2 separate regions of the Homo sapiens genome follow, and region 2 is linked to region 1. The links are chromatin loops, found by intact Hi-C in ENCODE. Cell type or tissue: gastrocnemius medialis. All regions are shown on one strand.

What was found. Peaks named below come from ENCODE experiments on the same cell type or tissue, not always from the same donor. Only the 100,000 strongest peaks of a DNase experiment are listed, where the experiment ranks them.
Region 2: it touches region 1 in a loop (13-fold over the local background); 56 of 110 quality-filtered maps call a loop at or near these places.

Annotation. Positions count from the first base shown.
Region 1 is chr3:152,467,189-152,475,188 of GRCh38, forward strand. No RefSeq gene overlaps it. Among named protein-coding and RNA genes, the nearest start is that of MBNL1-AS1, 200 kb to the left of the region's middle. In gastrocnemius medialis, CTCF peaks have their summits at 4,963 (motif pointing left) and 7,586 (motif pointing right); DNase peaks (open chromatin) are centred at 4,723 and 4,953; H3K27ac peaks cover 1,793 bases.
Region 2 is chr3:152,570,003-152,578,002 of GRCh38, forward strand. No RefSeq gene overlaps it. Among named protein-coding and RNA genes, the nearest start is that of P2RY1, 260 kb to the right of the region's middle. RefSeq lists a silencer at 4,586-4,665. In gastrocnemius medialis, a CTCF peak has its summit at 4,675 (motif pointing left); a DNase peak (open chromatin) is centred at 4,649.

The sequences.
Region 1 (8,000 bases):
ATTACTTCTCTGACTCAGTTTCCACTTTAATAAAATAAGTACGAGAATATAAATACTGCACCATTATTGAGTGGTTTCCAGACTTTGCTGCAAACTGGAATTGTCGGGGGGATTTTTTTTTTTTTTTTTTTTTTTTTTTTTTTTGAGACAGTCTTGCTCTGTGGCCCCGGCTGGAGTGCAGTGGCGCGATCTTGGCTCACTCCAAGTTCCGCCTCCCAGGTTCACGCCATTCTCCCGCCTCAGCCTCCCGAGTAGCTGGGACTACAGGCGCCTGCCACCACGCCCGGCTAATTTTTTGTATTTTTAGTAGAGATGGGGTTTCGATACTTTTAAAATAAAACTCAATAAAAGTATCGATACTTTTAAAAGATCCCCCAGATAACTGGTTCCTACCTGCACACATTCTGGTTTAATGACTATGGAGGAAAGAACTGGGTTAATATATAAAAAGAGCTTAGAAAGTTGCTTGGTTTATAGCAAGTAATTGATACATGTTAACTATGATTGCTATTTTATCAATTTTAAAAATCACTCCACTTATTCTTCAACTTTTTATCCTGATTCTTCGATTACACATCCCTTTCAAAGTAGCCAGGTACACACACTCTCTCATTTATATTATCTGTAATTTTATCTTTCATGTTTAGCAATGAAACTATCTTGTAATTTACCACCACCACAAGACCTGCTGTTACTTCATTTATACTATTTCAAAAACAGAATCAAGTACATTTTTATTAACTCTGAAAATTTTGTATAATTCTTATTTCAATTTGATATGGTCAATCTGAAAATTTTGTATAGTTCTTACTTCAATTTGATATGGTCACAGACAACACCTAGCCCATTTAGACCCAATATGAAAGTAACCATTTAGGCATATCTAAGCTTAACTCTTTGAATCCCCCTTCAAATATTTTAACTGTGTTCAAGATCAAGTAATAGAATGAATGCATTATGAAAATGATACCATTAAATAATGTATTTTAAATATTTTTATTGTATTTATCAAAATAATACTTCTAGTAACATTTCAGTGACACTAGTATATTTCCATAACATGTTTCATCATAGGTTTATTTTGAATGCTTAAATTAGTACTATTTCAACTTAAACATATTAGAATCTGGTTATATACTGTACAGGATGCTAGGCTCTGAGATACAAGGATCAATGGCAAGAACCTTACAGTGTAATGACTAAAACAAAATATGTAGAGTATGTAATTCCATCTGTATAGACACTCATCTAGTATTTCCCTCCTCCCTCACTAGTCCGAATCTCTTTATACCACAAAATAATTTAGAATAAAATTAAATAAAAACTACATTCTCTTCTGGAATACAATGATACAACTCCCCTACTTACTGTCTAACTCACTTTATCCTTAAAAATTAACTTGAATATTGAAAAAATATTTTTGAATAAACATGTTCATTGCAGCATTTTTATAATGGCAAAATCCTGGTCTCAATACTTAGGAAATGTTTCAATACTTAGGAAATAAGTAAAGTATCATACAGTGTTATATATTTATAAAGCATTTTTTCAAAAATGAGTTAATCACATAGGAAAGTAATTTTAGTGGTAAGATAATAGGAGACTTTAATTGGCTTTTCAGAGATTTCTAGTTTAGTAAATATTCATTGTTTTTTAAATTTATTTTTTTTAAAATCTGAATTATTTACTTTTTTCTTAGACCATTTCCCTATTTAGTTGAGTCAGTTTGTCATCTTCAGAATCTTAAAATGTCCTACAAAACTTCCACTTTACCTATCACTGTTAGTTGAGAAATTATAGAAGACATCTTGCCAAATCAGTAAAATATGTATGCTGTTTTAGTAAAATATGTGTTGTTTTAGTGAAAAATAGCAAAAGGATATGAATAAAACTCCTTTTAACTTTTTTTTAAATTGTTCTTTTTTTTTTGAGACAGGGTCTTCCTCTATTGTCCAGGCTGGAGTGCGGTGGCATAAACATGGCTAATTGCAGTCTCAACCTTCTGGGCTTAAGCAATCCTCCCAGCTCAGCCTCCCAAGTAGCTGGGACTACAGGCATGCACCACTACACCCAGAGAATTTTTTAATTTTTTCGTAGAGATGGGGGTCTTCCTATTTCCCCAGGTGGGTCTTGAACTCCTGGGCTCAAGCAATCCACCTTGGCCTCTCAATTTAATTTAATTTAATCAATTAAATCATCTTTTTGTTTTAGGAGTATCTCATCACCTTCCCGACTCTTTAAAAGATGCTGAGTCACCAGAATTGGTTAATATCTACTATAATTTTATCAAAAAAAGATAACTGTGTGCAAAATACCTTAGGAGGATTTGCTAACAGGGTAACTATAATAATGTGGGAGATGAGAGCAAGGTGTGCTCGAAGAAGGTGACATTTGAGCAGAGACCTTGTTAAAGTAAAGGTGGCATAACATTACCTCGGTGGCATACACTCTCCAGCCATCTTTGCTATTGGATACTGACTCATCCTTCTTGCCAAATTAAATGCCACTGCATCAAGAAGTATTATTTTCCCTCCTGACACTATGAAGCATTATTATTTGCTTTATTTTTTTCATGATGTATTGCTTTTAACTGTATTTCAGTACTCATTTTGTTCTGATATTTCAAATTTGTTTACAGTTTGGAATTGTTCCAAAGACAGGTACATTCTTGCTAGGAGGAACCAGTCTTACTCATGTCTGTGAAGCACCTAGAGCCTAGCATCTAGTTTTTATTTAGTAGGAACTGGCTGATTGTATACATTAATATTTATTAAATCTGTCTTCTAGCCTTCATGGAAAATGCAGATGAGGAACATTCTATGACACTCTACTTTTCAGATTGTAAAAACAATGCAGACACAGTATCTAGAAAGGTTGATTGACTCAATACCTTCCATTCTTTGAAAATTAGTCTGGAAAAGTGAACTGGTATTTTCCAGCCCACACTGACCCTAAACCCCAAAAGCCCAAACTATACCACCAAATACAGTATTTTAGAATGTGTTTAATTAAAACTTCCCTCGCTTGAATACAAAGATGTGATTACCTAACTCGCTGTCTATGGAGAGAAGGATGTGTGGGAAGGAATATTCTGGTATGAGTGGTATACGTTATGAACATTTTCTTATAAAGCATCTGTGGTGAAAGAGAACATACCTTTACGTTCTCTCTGCATCCCTTAAAATATTTCTAATTCTGAACTTATGAATCTCTTGCCTTGCATTCAAATGCCTTTCCTTACCATCTGCTGAACTGTTTTTATTTATGTTTTGGTTTCTTTCCCTTGGCACCTCACACCTGTGCTAATTAGCAACAACAGCAGAGCATAGGAGGAACATAGGCCATCCACCTGTGAACAAATTGTAAGAACTGCAGTGGACATTGATTCGTACAGAATATATACTTACAGTTGAATGCTTTTTAACATATCTATCTTGCTTTAATTAGTTGTGTGTATTTTTCTTTCATCCTGTTCCCTTTATATTATTTCATAGGGCTCGAAGCTCTGATCTCTATTTAGGCTATCTCATCTCCCAGGAGAACCTTCATTATGAAAATGTGTATCGAACAGTTACTTCATTTGATAAGGGGGTCTGAGAAACCACCATATTCTCCTACAATTTCCCACTTGTTCACAGCTAATTAACAATCGCTGAGTTAGACATGAATTTAAAAATTCATAGTTAATGAGATTTAAAAACTTTAAGGAGACTTTATTGGAAAGTGACTTAAATCCATATTAGTTTATTTCCTTCTTCCCTCCTTTCATCCCTTTTCCACCCTCTCTTCATTCTTTTGTTTTTTTCTGTTCTCCTCATAGGAATTTACAGAATGCTAATCTGCTAAGCACTGTGGTAGACAGATTAATCCACAAAAGTCTGTGCTCAAAGAATCCAGTGAAGAGTGGGCAAGATATACGTGTCAACAACTAGTTAAAATACAAACTGATAACTGATATGCTAAAAGACTGCCTAGTGTTATGGGAAAAGAGAAAGGCCACTGATTCCTAAGGAGAAATGGAAGAGAAGGAGCCCAGAAGATAGGTCTGTGTTGGAACACAAATTTCCCCAAATTCACAGTTTTTCCCCTGGTTTTCAGTGTCATGCAACTTTCTAAAGGCATTATCATGTTCATGAGGATAAGGAGAATATTACTATATGCCTTCTATAATTGCACAGTAACCAGACCTCAAGTTGGTTAAGACAAAATGTGACAATCACCCGCATTTTGGTCCTACAAACTCTAATGATACTGTGTCTTTAACTTGAATTGATTGGATGTGTTGGTATAATGTGGATATCTTTTGAAATTTGAAATTCTTTCATTTGTTATTATCAAGTTCTTACCCACCACATGCATATGTATATGAAGGAAATATTTTATATAAGAAAAATTATTGAAATAGTTGCCTCATTGCATTTTTTTCAAGACTCCAAAAGATAAAATCAATGTATTAGTTTATTTATTAGTCTTGTTTCAAAAACAAATAGATAAGGATGGACAAAGAAACTAGTTCTCCACAAAATTCAGAAATTTAGAACTCAATTTAGTCAGGTGTTTTTTTTTTTTTTTTTTTTTTGACAGAGTCTCGCTCTGTTGCCCAGGCTGGAGTGCAGTGGTGCTATCTAGGCTCATTGCAACCTCCACCTCCCGGACTACAGTGATTCTTCTGCCTCAGCCTGCTGGATAGCTGGGACTATAGGCACGTGCCACCACACCCGGCTAATTTTTGTATTTTTAGTAGAGACGGGATTTCACCATGTTGGCCAGACTGGTCTTGAACTCCTTACCTCAGGTGATCCACCCACCTCGGCCTCCCAAAGTGCTGGGATTACAGGTTTGAGCCACCACGCTAGTTATTAGTATTACCATTTTAAAAGTTTTCCTCCAGATTTGCTATCAGTATACAACAGACTGATTCTAATTTATGTTGTTTTCCTTCTCTTGCTCGCCCTCTGGTGGAGCTTCCTGTAACCCTAAAATGACGAAAACTGGGCAGTCACCGTTTTACTCGCGTCATCTCCCAAAATACAAATAACTTGCTCTCTAATGGTTCAAAACACTTGAACAAACTAATCGATTATTTTTTATTTTAAGAGTTTCTAAAAATAGCAAATTCTTAAATTACTAGAGCCCAACACTTTGGATTTTACAAAAAAATCTACTGATTACTTTAAGCTAAGTATGTGCTAGCACTAGACATACGCAGATGAAACGAGTAAGGTACTGTCGCTGCTCTGGTGGAGGCTGTGTTTCCCTTGGGGAGAAAGTCACAAGGCAGTAACATGTAAGACCTAGGAGTATTGAGGGGGTAGGGTGTTTGGTGGGGTCCAGCAGTAAATCCAGCTTGAGGTGATGTGAGAAGTTCTCCTGGAGGGGGTGCCAACAAGATGAGCAGCTGTATTTAGGAAAAGAGGAAGGAAGATTATCCCAGGCAGAGGAGGCCACCTTACTAAGGCACAGAGGAAACAAATACAAGACCTGAGTGGAAGGCATCAACAAAGTTGATACCATTATCACATAAAATGAGAGGCTGAGAGGGCCAGATGAAGACACTGATGCGATAGACTGGTATGGGATTATGGAGATCTGATGGGCCTCAATAGCGAGTTTACACTTTCAGGGGGCAGCTATGGACAGATGGATTATTCTGGTTGCTGCTGACAGAGGATTTGTGAAGGTAAAATTGCACGCAAGGAAACCAGCTGTTGGATAAAAGACAACATGGTGGCAAATTGGAATAATAAGTACAGGGACTGTATTACTTAGGGTCCTCTGGGAAATAGATGCCAAGATAGATCAAAAATGCAAGAGACTTAGTGGGGAAGGAGCCACAGAAATTAAAAGGAGATGTCAAACCGTCCTATAGACCTGACAACTGTGAAGGAAAGGGCACTAGGGTAGAAACATTTTCAAACTGAAGCACAATTCCAGGAAAGTTTCAGCCGGGTCAACAGTCTCCAAGCCAAAACAGCTCATTAAAGGAATCTTGATTTTTCTGTCATAGGTCTGCATTAATAGGAGTAGGTATTTGCAACACAACAACAAAGGGCAAATAAACCGAATTTATGAAGAATTTCTGGAAATATGTTTTTGAAAAGACTGACACCCCATTAGGAAAAAGGGCAAGGGGCTTATACAGGTACTTTATAAAAGAGGATATTCAACACAAGTTAAAAACCAAATGAAATGCCTCTACTCACTCCATCCCAATTGCCAAGATGAGAAAGTATCCATATCAGGTGTTGGTGAAGATGTGAAGTAAATGAAACACCATGTACTTCTGGGTAGAGATCAAATTGGTAAAACCACGTTATTAAAATATATTGGTGTTACTGAAGTTGAAGACCTATAACCTATGAGCTAGCAAATTCATTCTTAGATTTATATCCAACAGAAATGCCTGTATATGCACCAAAAGACTTGGACAAAAATGCTTATATTAGAATTAGAAACAGCTCCACATCAGAAACAACCCAAAAGTTCATCAAGAACACTTTGGTTCAAAAAATGGTTATATGTTCATAAAATTGAATAATACTAATCAAGGAAGAGGTATAAATCACAGCAAAAGGCAAAACTAAACCATAGTATTTAAAAATGTATACTCAGGGGTTAAACTGTAAAAGGAACCAAGATGTGAAATGTAATACAAAAGGGGCAATGAGGATTTTCTGAAACATGTTGGCAGTGTTCTATTTCTTTATCTGAGTGGTGGTTACATGAGTGCCCATCTTTCCATAATACATTAAACTGCACATTTGTATATGATATACTTTTTGTATTTCCTTGCTATGTTTTATAATGCAAAGATTTTTTAAAGGGACAAAATAAATATTTTCCCAAAAGGATAACTTATAAGATAAATTCAGAAGAAAATATTAATATTTCCTAACATGCAAGGCTTATGCTAGGAAACTAGGAGGTAATTTTTACAGATACCCATGGAAAATATACAGATTTTTTTTTCTGAAAAAATGAAACAAAATAATTTTTAAGTTGTAGAATTATTTTTCTTTTACTGAAAAGTTTCAGTAAATGAAAGATTAGTGTAGCAAGGAATATTTTGCATTAGATTATACTTAAAATTTATATGTAGCCAAGGGTAGGAAAGTGTATTCTTCTTCAATTTCACTATTCCTCAAATACCTAATTCATATCACAAGTGAGACAGCAGGAAGAAAACTTAGAAGAATGGGCAGAATAATACAAACCACAGCAACAAATCATTTGTCAAAACTGTGTTCACATATCAATGAAAAGTGAGGCCTCCAACTAATTTAATTTTTTCTCTAATCCAGAGAACAATAACCATGCTACTTACGAAACATGGGATGAAATTAAATTCTTCATATTCAGAGATATGTATAATGTTTTGCTTTTAAAAATATCAAATACGCTTATTTGGACCATGCTAAGGCTTATGTATATAACAATTAGTAATTTAGAGTAAAAATCCTATGGCCATGTTTATCCCTAAAAATTTGTTTGCCAAGATTATCATCTCAATAAAACAAATGTTTCTTTGCACTTTATTTCTACTTAACCAACTGCAGGAACTGTGAGCAATGTGCATTTCCAGCAGATGTCAGTGTTGGCGTATGATGTAATCTAGAAATTCCTCCAAACCTGAGGCCTTACCCTGAAGATGACCAGAGTACAGTGCAGATTCTTGTGAAATGTGAAAAGGCATTCTGGAGAATTCTGTTCTCTTGGGCAATATTTTCTTAAGAAATATATTGTTATAGGTTAGGAAATAGACATGGAGGTCTTCAGCAGTATTCTCCCATCTCTGAGATTGCATTTCTTCTGGTTATACATTAATTACCTGCATTTATTCTTCCTCTTGCTCCAAGAAGTATATTCACTACCTATTCCTGTCTCTGCATTTCTTCCCAGAATAAAGTGGTTGTTTTTTTTTTTTTGCCTTGAAGAATTTCAATGAGTTTATACAAGAAAAACATATTTAGCATTTACTGGGTGTCAAAGAAATAGAATAG
Region 2 (8,000 bases), 100 kb after region 1:
GAGGGCAGATGATCTTGTTTATTTTGATGAAAATGCATCTGTAACTTAAAATATGACCATTAATGAATGGTCATATTTGGTTGGATTTTGGTCTTAGAATGCAAAGAAATACACTGGCCTTAATACTGTTGGAAAATGTCAAAATATACCTAAAAGCAAACAAGATGCCATTGCAGGCCTTCTCTACAGCCAGGTAAGGACAGGACTAAGCCTGCATATTGCCTCCAGGGAGCTTCCCTCCACACCTGCCCAAATAAAGCTGCAGAGCTTCAGTGTGAAAGTCTGAAACAAAGCTGAATCTTCAGCAGCACTGACTGTGGCCTGTGGGGACAGAAGGCCTAATCACTTCTAATCACTTCCCCCCACCCTCCCCCCCCACCCCCCCCATCTTCTTTTTTAGAGGCAGGGTCTTTCTACTTTGCCCTGCCTGGTCTCCATTTCTTGGTCCCAAAAGGATCCTCCCACCTCAGCTTTCTAAGTAGCTGAGACTACAGGCGCAGGCCATGGCTCCCAGCTTTCAGACCTTCTTTCAAAACATAAGTCAGATAACAAAACTTCTCACCTTATTAGAATTCAAACCCAAATCCCCCATGACTTTGCCTCCAGCTACATCTCAGACCTCATCTCCTACCCCTTTCCCACTTCTTACCAGCTCCCACCACTCACAAACACGCAAGGTATAATCCTGTCTAAATGACTTAGCAATTCTACATTCTGTCCCGGGAATTCTTTTCTTCAGCCATGGCCACTCAGATCACTGTTTAAGTTCCCTCAGTTCTCTATTAACATGTTACCTTTTTAGAGAGGTCTTTCTCAAGCATATAATATGAAATTAAGACTTTCTCTCTTCCCATTGTTTTGTTAAGTTCCCTTGTGTTATTTCTTATACCCTTTAATCACTACTTTGCACATGATGTATTGTTTATTGTCTCTTTGCCACTACCAGAATTAAAAGCTCCAGGAAGAGTGAATAAAATAGTCTTATTATTGCTTTCCATAGAATATCCCTGGCACATAGCAGGAACTCAGAAAGGACTGGTTAAATAAATTGTTAAATGAAACCAGCAAGATTTATTTTCTTTTTAACTTAAAACAACAAAAGTGATCAACAGAATGGCTTAATTGCTTTAATGACCAGGAAATGTAGGTGAATGATAGAGAGGTCAGTGGACTTGGCTAAGTCTTAAAATGAAACCCATGGTTTGGGTTGTCCCAAGATGAGAATGAACTCTAGAATCATTTTATGATCACTACATCAGTTTTTAATGTCACCCAATATGTTTCATTTACTTCTATTGGTCTCCTGTTTCCTCTTCTGAAAAGTTATAAGCTTTATAATCTTCAAGTTAAACTCATACCATCTCCTCCTTAAAAGGAAACAGAAGCAATACTAATGTGCTCTGATTAAGATTAGAAAACCCTATTTAGAAGATTATTTGTGTGTGTGTGTGTGCTGTTCTCTAATAGAGCTTCCACATAATGGCTTTTAACTTTTCAATATAGAAAATGCTTGATGAGATATAGCTAGAACAATCTGATCTGATACTTGGGGCTTTATAGCTCTCATACATTTTTGTTCAGAAAAAAAGGAATGATGAGCTAGCTGAGCATAATAATGTGAAAGAGAAAATGTGGTGATGGCATACTATTGTTCACTTAAAAATCTCTGAACATCATACTTCCTTTATTTTGTGCATGTATGAGGCCAAAAATATGCCTGCCATTATAATCAACTTCTTATCCCGATCTAGGATATTTTTATGAATAAGATAGCTATGTTTTGACTTGCTGTTTTATTTTCATTGTGCTGAACCTAGGGTTTTTTAATCTTCCTTTATAGAAACGAAAAAGTCTTGCAATGCTAGAACAAGCACATGATTTTAGAGGTTTCATTTTTAAAGGCCAATGTACTTATACATACACAATTAATTAGTTTTCTCAAAAAATATAATGTTCAATTTTGTCCCTTGTTCTTTAACATGTGATACATTATCAAAATACTGAGGTAAGGTTGCCAGGAGCTTAGCAAAGAAATGGCAATGTACATTCTTTTGTCCCCTAGAGTTAAGCTATTGTCACAGACATATCTATTAATTCCTACAGTTTAAACCGCATATATCTGTTCAATATGACCTCCTCAATTTGATTCACAAGAGTGTATTTTGAAGTATTATAATTGAATCTGTACAGTGACCACAAGGAGGGCAGGTAAGGGCAGAATTTTATTTTTGATTTCTCTAGAGAAGATGATAACAATGAAGTGAATTATAATTGAGTTCTACAAAACATGAAGACAGACAAATTTAGTTTTCAGATGTGTCTAAATACTTTATGCTTAGAGTTCAATACCACTTTAATATTTTATTTCTAAATAAGAAAATTACATTCTTTGAATTTTTGAAGATTGGGTGTGTTGGTAATGCCCTTGCCACTTCTGTCACCAAATCATTTTTTATTGCTTAATTTGTCACTACTGTAAGGAAATTACCTTTACAACCAAAGTATTTAAGTTACGACCTGAACACAGATTGGATATTCAGTGATCCTACTCAGGCACTACTGTGTTAATTGAATATTTTCCTTATTATTGCAAATCTTGGGGGTTTTTGTATACTTATATATTTATTAAGTGCTAAAGATTAGAAACTCAAACTTAGCTTCTGACTTCTTTTTTAATTAAGGAAAAATATATGTCTCTAGTTATAAGTGTTCTTATTATTGTAATTTTTAAAAAATAATCAAAATTTTGGCAGAAATTAAGTGCATCTGAAATAGCAATAGAATGAAAAAGATTGTTAAGAATAGACATTCAATGATCCTATGAAATCTAGCTACCTTTATCACCCAACCCTTTTAAATAACTTTTCTCTTGGCAAAACAAGAGAAAGTTATTTTATTTCATTCTCAAGTTTTTGTAGAAATACATTTCTTCTGTAGAAGAAAACAATATATAGATCATGCAATTGTGTCCTAAGTCATTTAATAAACAGTTCTTCACTTGCCCAGCTTAATAATCAGTCCTAATGCCCAGCTTAATTTGGCCTTTCCAGTTGTTTCATTAATTTTACTGCAAAATATTTTCTAGTAATAGTAATAGATTAAATTCAACGCATATTTATTGTATAGCACACATGGCCAATAAATCCTGAAAAAGCACCTTGCCTGTAAGGTAAGTGCTATTATATTTACATTTTACAGAGAAGAAAACTAAACTTAAAAGTCAAAAACATAAAGCCAGTAAGTGGGTAAGCAGAACTTTAATGCAAATATGTTGCTCTAAGCCCATGCTTATGACATTTGTTGTTTATTACTGAGAGAAGGGAAGTTACATGTACTGATTCCTTAATTCTTATCACATACTATGCAGGGTGAATTGCATATGTTACTTATTCCTTACCATGGCAATATAAATAATAAATATTTAATAACCCTATTGTACAGATGGGCAGTATTTGTTCCAGAAATCTGAGTTCTCTCATAACTAGACATAAAATCTTAAGAAACATATGTATGCCTCCCAAGAACCAACTTTTTAGATAAATGAGCATCTGGCTAGTGACTCTCTAAGCAATTATGTACTCTCCACCTACGAAACTTAAAATATCTTATCTGAGGGATTCACCAGCAGGTACTGCCATTACACATACCACTCCACCATGATCCAGCATCAATGTCTTGTGCAGACACTCCCTCCTGGGAGGAAAATATAATTGATGGTTATGCCTTTTCCCTTACCCCACTGTCAGACTCTGATTTCAGTAAAGCCCTACCAAGGCCCTCCCTTTCCACCTGTAGGCTCTGGAGAATACATACATAGATCCTTCCTCTAAGAACGTTGCAGATGCTTGAGCAACATTATTTCCAAGTTAACTTGCAGCTTTATTTCTGTGATTTTGTGCTGATTCCCCATAGAAGTACAGTTGCTTTAACTAAGTTTATATTTTAAGTGGATGTTGGCCATGACATCTCACTAAAGAAGTCCTCTTGTATACGGACCCCAGCTGAAGAAACAAAATGAAAATAAATGGGTGAAAGAATTCTCAAAGCTCAACATCCCTAAAGGCAAATTGACAGAAATGTCTGTTCAAAGAAGACAAAATCATGAGATTTATGCTCAATAGCGTTTTTCTTTTTCTACTTCTGTGGGGGCAGAAGATGTGATTTAGCAGATCTAGGAACTGGGAACTAAAAGTAAATAGTTCATCATTCTCCTCTCAGAGAAAGTCTTCTTATGGTACAGAGGAAAGATGAGATGAGGAGAAAAAGCCAAGAGAAACAGGCAAGATTGATCTTAATGCCTAGCTGTGCAGAATTTTAAGAATATTTCTGGGCATATTGTATATAAAGGAGAGGACATAAGTGGAAAGAAAAAAGCTGAAAATGGAGTGAAAGGTCAAAAAAAAATCCCAGCAAAACAAACTCTGAATAAAAGTCCCAGAAATTATAGATAGCATAAAGAGCCTAAGAGAAGTTATGTCTTCCTCTTAGGAATAAAAGATGAAAATAAGTGGAGCTATGAATAGAATTTATGATTCCACTAGTGACAGTTGTAAGCATGGAAAATGGTGCTTATGAATCTGGAGGTGAGGAGATGGAGAAAGCTTGGCAAACTGTCCTCATTGTTCAAATAATGTTACTGAGGCATCGCTGCCACCCAGTGGCCAACATCAACTTTAATGCTATCTGTTCCTGTTTGAGGGGGTGAGTTTCAGTATTTTTAAAAAAGAAGATATGAAGAAACAGTAAAGTCACTGCCATTGCTTCTCCAACAACCTCTAATTTGTGTTCTTTTCCAAGGCTCTTCTACTTGTAGGAGCCTATACTTATCTCAGTAGGTGCTTATCTCTTATGGAAAAGAATAGAAAATTACTTCATCAGGATTGTGTTTTAGTGACGCATCATTGTATTTTTCCATTTAGAAGGATTGGCTCATCTTTAATTTTTTTAATTTAAATATTTAATTGGCAGTCCTATATAGAAGGCTAAGCATTCAGTTTTTCTTACAAGATATTCGACAACCAACTGGCAGAATTTACCTTTTATCCCCTCACAGCATGATTTGACACGATGTTTTCTCCCAACTACTGTGTGCTAAAAGGGTCAGTCAAATAACTCTACATACAGTCCCAAGCTCTGAGGAAATTGTAGCATCAGGAGGGATGTAGAGAAGATGTAGAGAGAAAGAGTAAAACAGAGCTTCTTGCAACTTAAATCTTTGCTGCCTTAGTCTCAAAGCCTTGGAACTCAAGAAAACCACAGATTTACAGAGCTTTGACTGTATTTATAACAAGCTATCTCTATAGTTTTTCTCCACCATTGTTAATCATATTGCAGAATATCTTCCTTCTCAGTGTTAATAAATAAAATCACCACATTTTGTGGAAAAGTTTGGAACTAAATAATCTGGAAATTACCAACCTATGCTTCTGCCATATGGCACTGGGAGGCAGATACACAGACCTAGGCTTAGAATAATGTAGTCACAGATTCTGAACACATTCAGTTCTTTTCCTCCCTAGTAAGTGGTTCATCCAATTAATCCATAAGGACAGTGTCTGCTTTCTAAACTCTGGCAATCCAACACAACCACAGCATAGGCAACTGTAAAATAGATACAGGTTTTAAATTGAACCCTCTGCTTCCTTCTGTTAGAAATTGTCCTCATTCATTTTACTTTCTGTTCTTCTATCTTAATAGTTCTATTTTAAGTTTTTCTCCCAGTCTTTTTTTCTCTCTGAATAAATGGAAGAAGTGTTTAGCTGTCAAGAGGAAAGTATGGATGAAGAAGAGATGTTCAGGACTAAGTGCTCCTTAGTTTATTTCTGATTAAAGTGGTTGTTGGTAGTAACATCATATCGTTGACTTCCAAACACTGCAAGTATCTTCCATTAGTCAACTCAAATGCAGAAGGATCCCCCCAGAAGAACAATTATATGAATACATCTTTGGAAGACAAAATTTTCAAGGGGAAGAAAAATAAAATGTTAGATCAGACGCAGAATAGCTGAGTGTTTTTCTCCTCTGCTCTTATTTTATCTAGTCCTTCTACCATGTAAAGGAGGCCCCAGACCCGTCAGCCATACACCAGCTTACCATCTTCAAAGGTTTTGCCTTGTTTTTTATGTTTACTGTGATTTATTTAATCCTTTTTCTTTAAATTCACTTTTACTTAGCTTCATTCTAGATAATAAAATGGCAGAAATTATCACTTTGATGCTATTTTTTGTATAATTCCCATGAAAAGAAACATAACTATTAAAGAAAAATGTCTGCTACTCAAAAGCCAAAACCTGAAAGTTGAAGAGAAGAAAATAAAAAATGATATCTTTCTGTAGCATGCTTGGTATCTCTTTTCTCTCTCCCTCTGTCTCTCACACACATACAGACACACACTCAAACACATAATGGCAATTTGAGAGTATATTGATCTAAATGTTTAAGAATTAGATAGTTGAAAGAAGTAATGTAAAAAATATAATAATTTAAAGAATTGAAAGTAACTTCATATGAAAATTGTACTTCTGGCCATAATGAAATAATAAGGACCAGACTTAACCTCCTGCTATAAACACAGAAACTGGATGAAATATCTAAAATAAAGTATTTTTAGGCTTTAGGCAGTAGGCAGCCCAGGACTATTATCCCTGAGGAAAGGGAAACAATAGTGTGAGCCCTACAACCTCCCTAGCTTCCTGCCTAGAGGAAATTTCTGTACCATGGCCACATGGAAGGGGAAACCAGACAGAATCTAGCAGTCTTAGGGAGTTGAGGACAGCAATTGGAGTTCAGAGAGGCTGAATTCCTTTGAAGCTGTAGGACAGAGTTACAGAAAGGAGAGAACTATAAAAACAAAACAAAACAAAAACCTAGCTGCAGATTTGTTACTGGAATCACCTTGAGTCTTTGTTGAGTACTAGACAGTGCACATAGGAGTAAAACTCCATGACCTCAGACAACAAGCAACCTCGGATTTGTAAGCAGAATAATTTCTAGAGCTCACAAAAGCCAGGGTGTCATTCAAGCACCACCCAATCAGCATGAAGAGTCCTCGGTAGTCACTTGAGGACGTTCAGTACAGACTCCAAATGATCATGCTTTAGTGAAATTATCCCAGGAGTAAATGCTACTTAAAACCATCCCTGGCCAGGTACAGTGGCTCATACCTGTAATCTCAGCACTTTGGGAGGCTGAAGCAGATGGATTGCTTGAGCCCAGGAGTTCAAGACAAGCCTGGGCAACATGGTGAAATACCATCTCTACAAAAAAATACACTAGGCATGATGGCACATAACTGTAATCCCAGCTACTGGAGGGGTTGAGGTGGGAGGATCACTTGAGCCCAGGAGGTCACAGCTGTAGTGAGCTGTGATCGTGCCACCACGCTCTAGCCAGGGTGACAGAGCAAGACCCTGTTCAAAAACAAAACAAAACAAAACAAAATAACAACAACAAACCCAGCCCTAATACATCTTCAAAACAATACTCAAAGCAATCAAACTGGTCTGCAACTTAAGTGTCAAAACACTCATTAAAGACAAGAAAATCCAGACACTTAACAATATAACAATCACAATGTCCAACATTCAATAGGAAATCATTGGGCATGACAAGAGGCAGGAAAATGTGACCCATAACAAGGAGGAAAAGTATTTCAAAGAGAATATAAGCATAATGAGTACAGAAGTGAAAAAATAAAAGGAACTCAAGCACCCTCACACACGTATCACTTTGATCCTTATACCAATCAATTAAGGCATGACACAATATTATTTAACCCCATGTTATAGATGAGAAAACCAAGTCATAGGTATTGTAAATAAACTGCCAAAAAGACATGAACCCCATAGTTTTTAGAGTCAAACTAGAACCCAAGTCTTTTGAATCATTAATGTTCTTCAGTAGATGGTAGCATAAATCATAGTTAAAGGAGGTTACTGTGGATAGTAGTGGACTATGGTAAATTTTCTTAGATCATTGCAAGGCAAAATTATCAAGAAAAA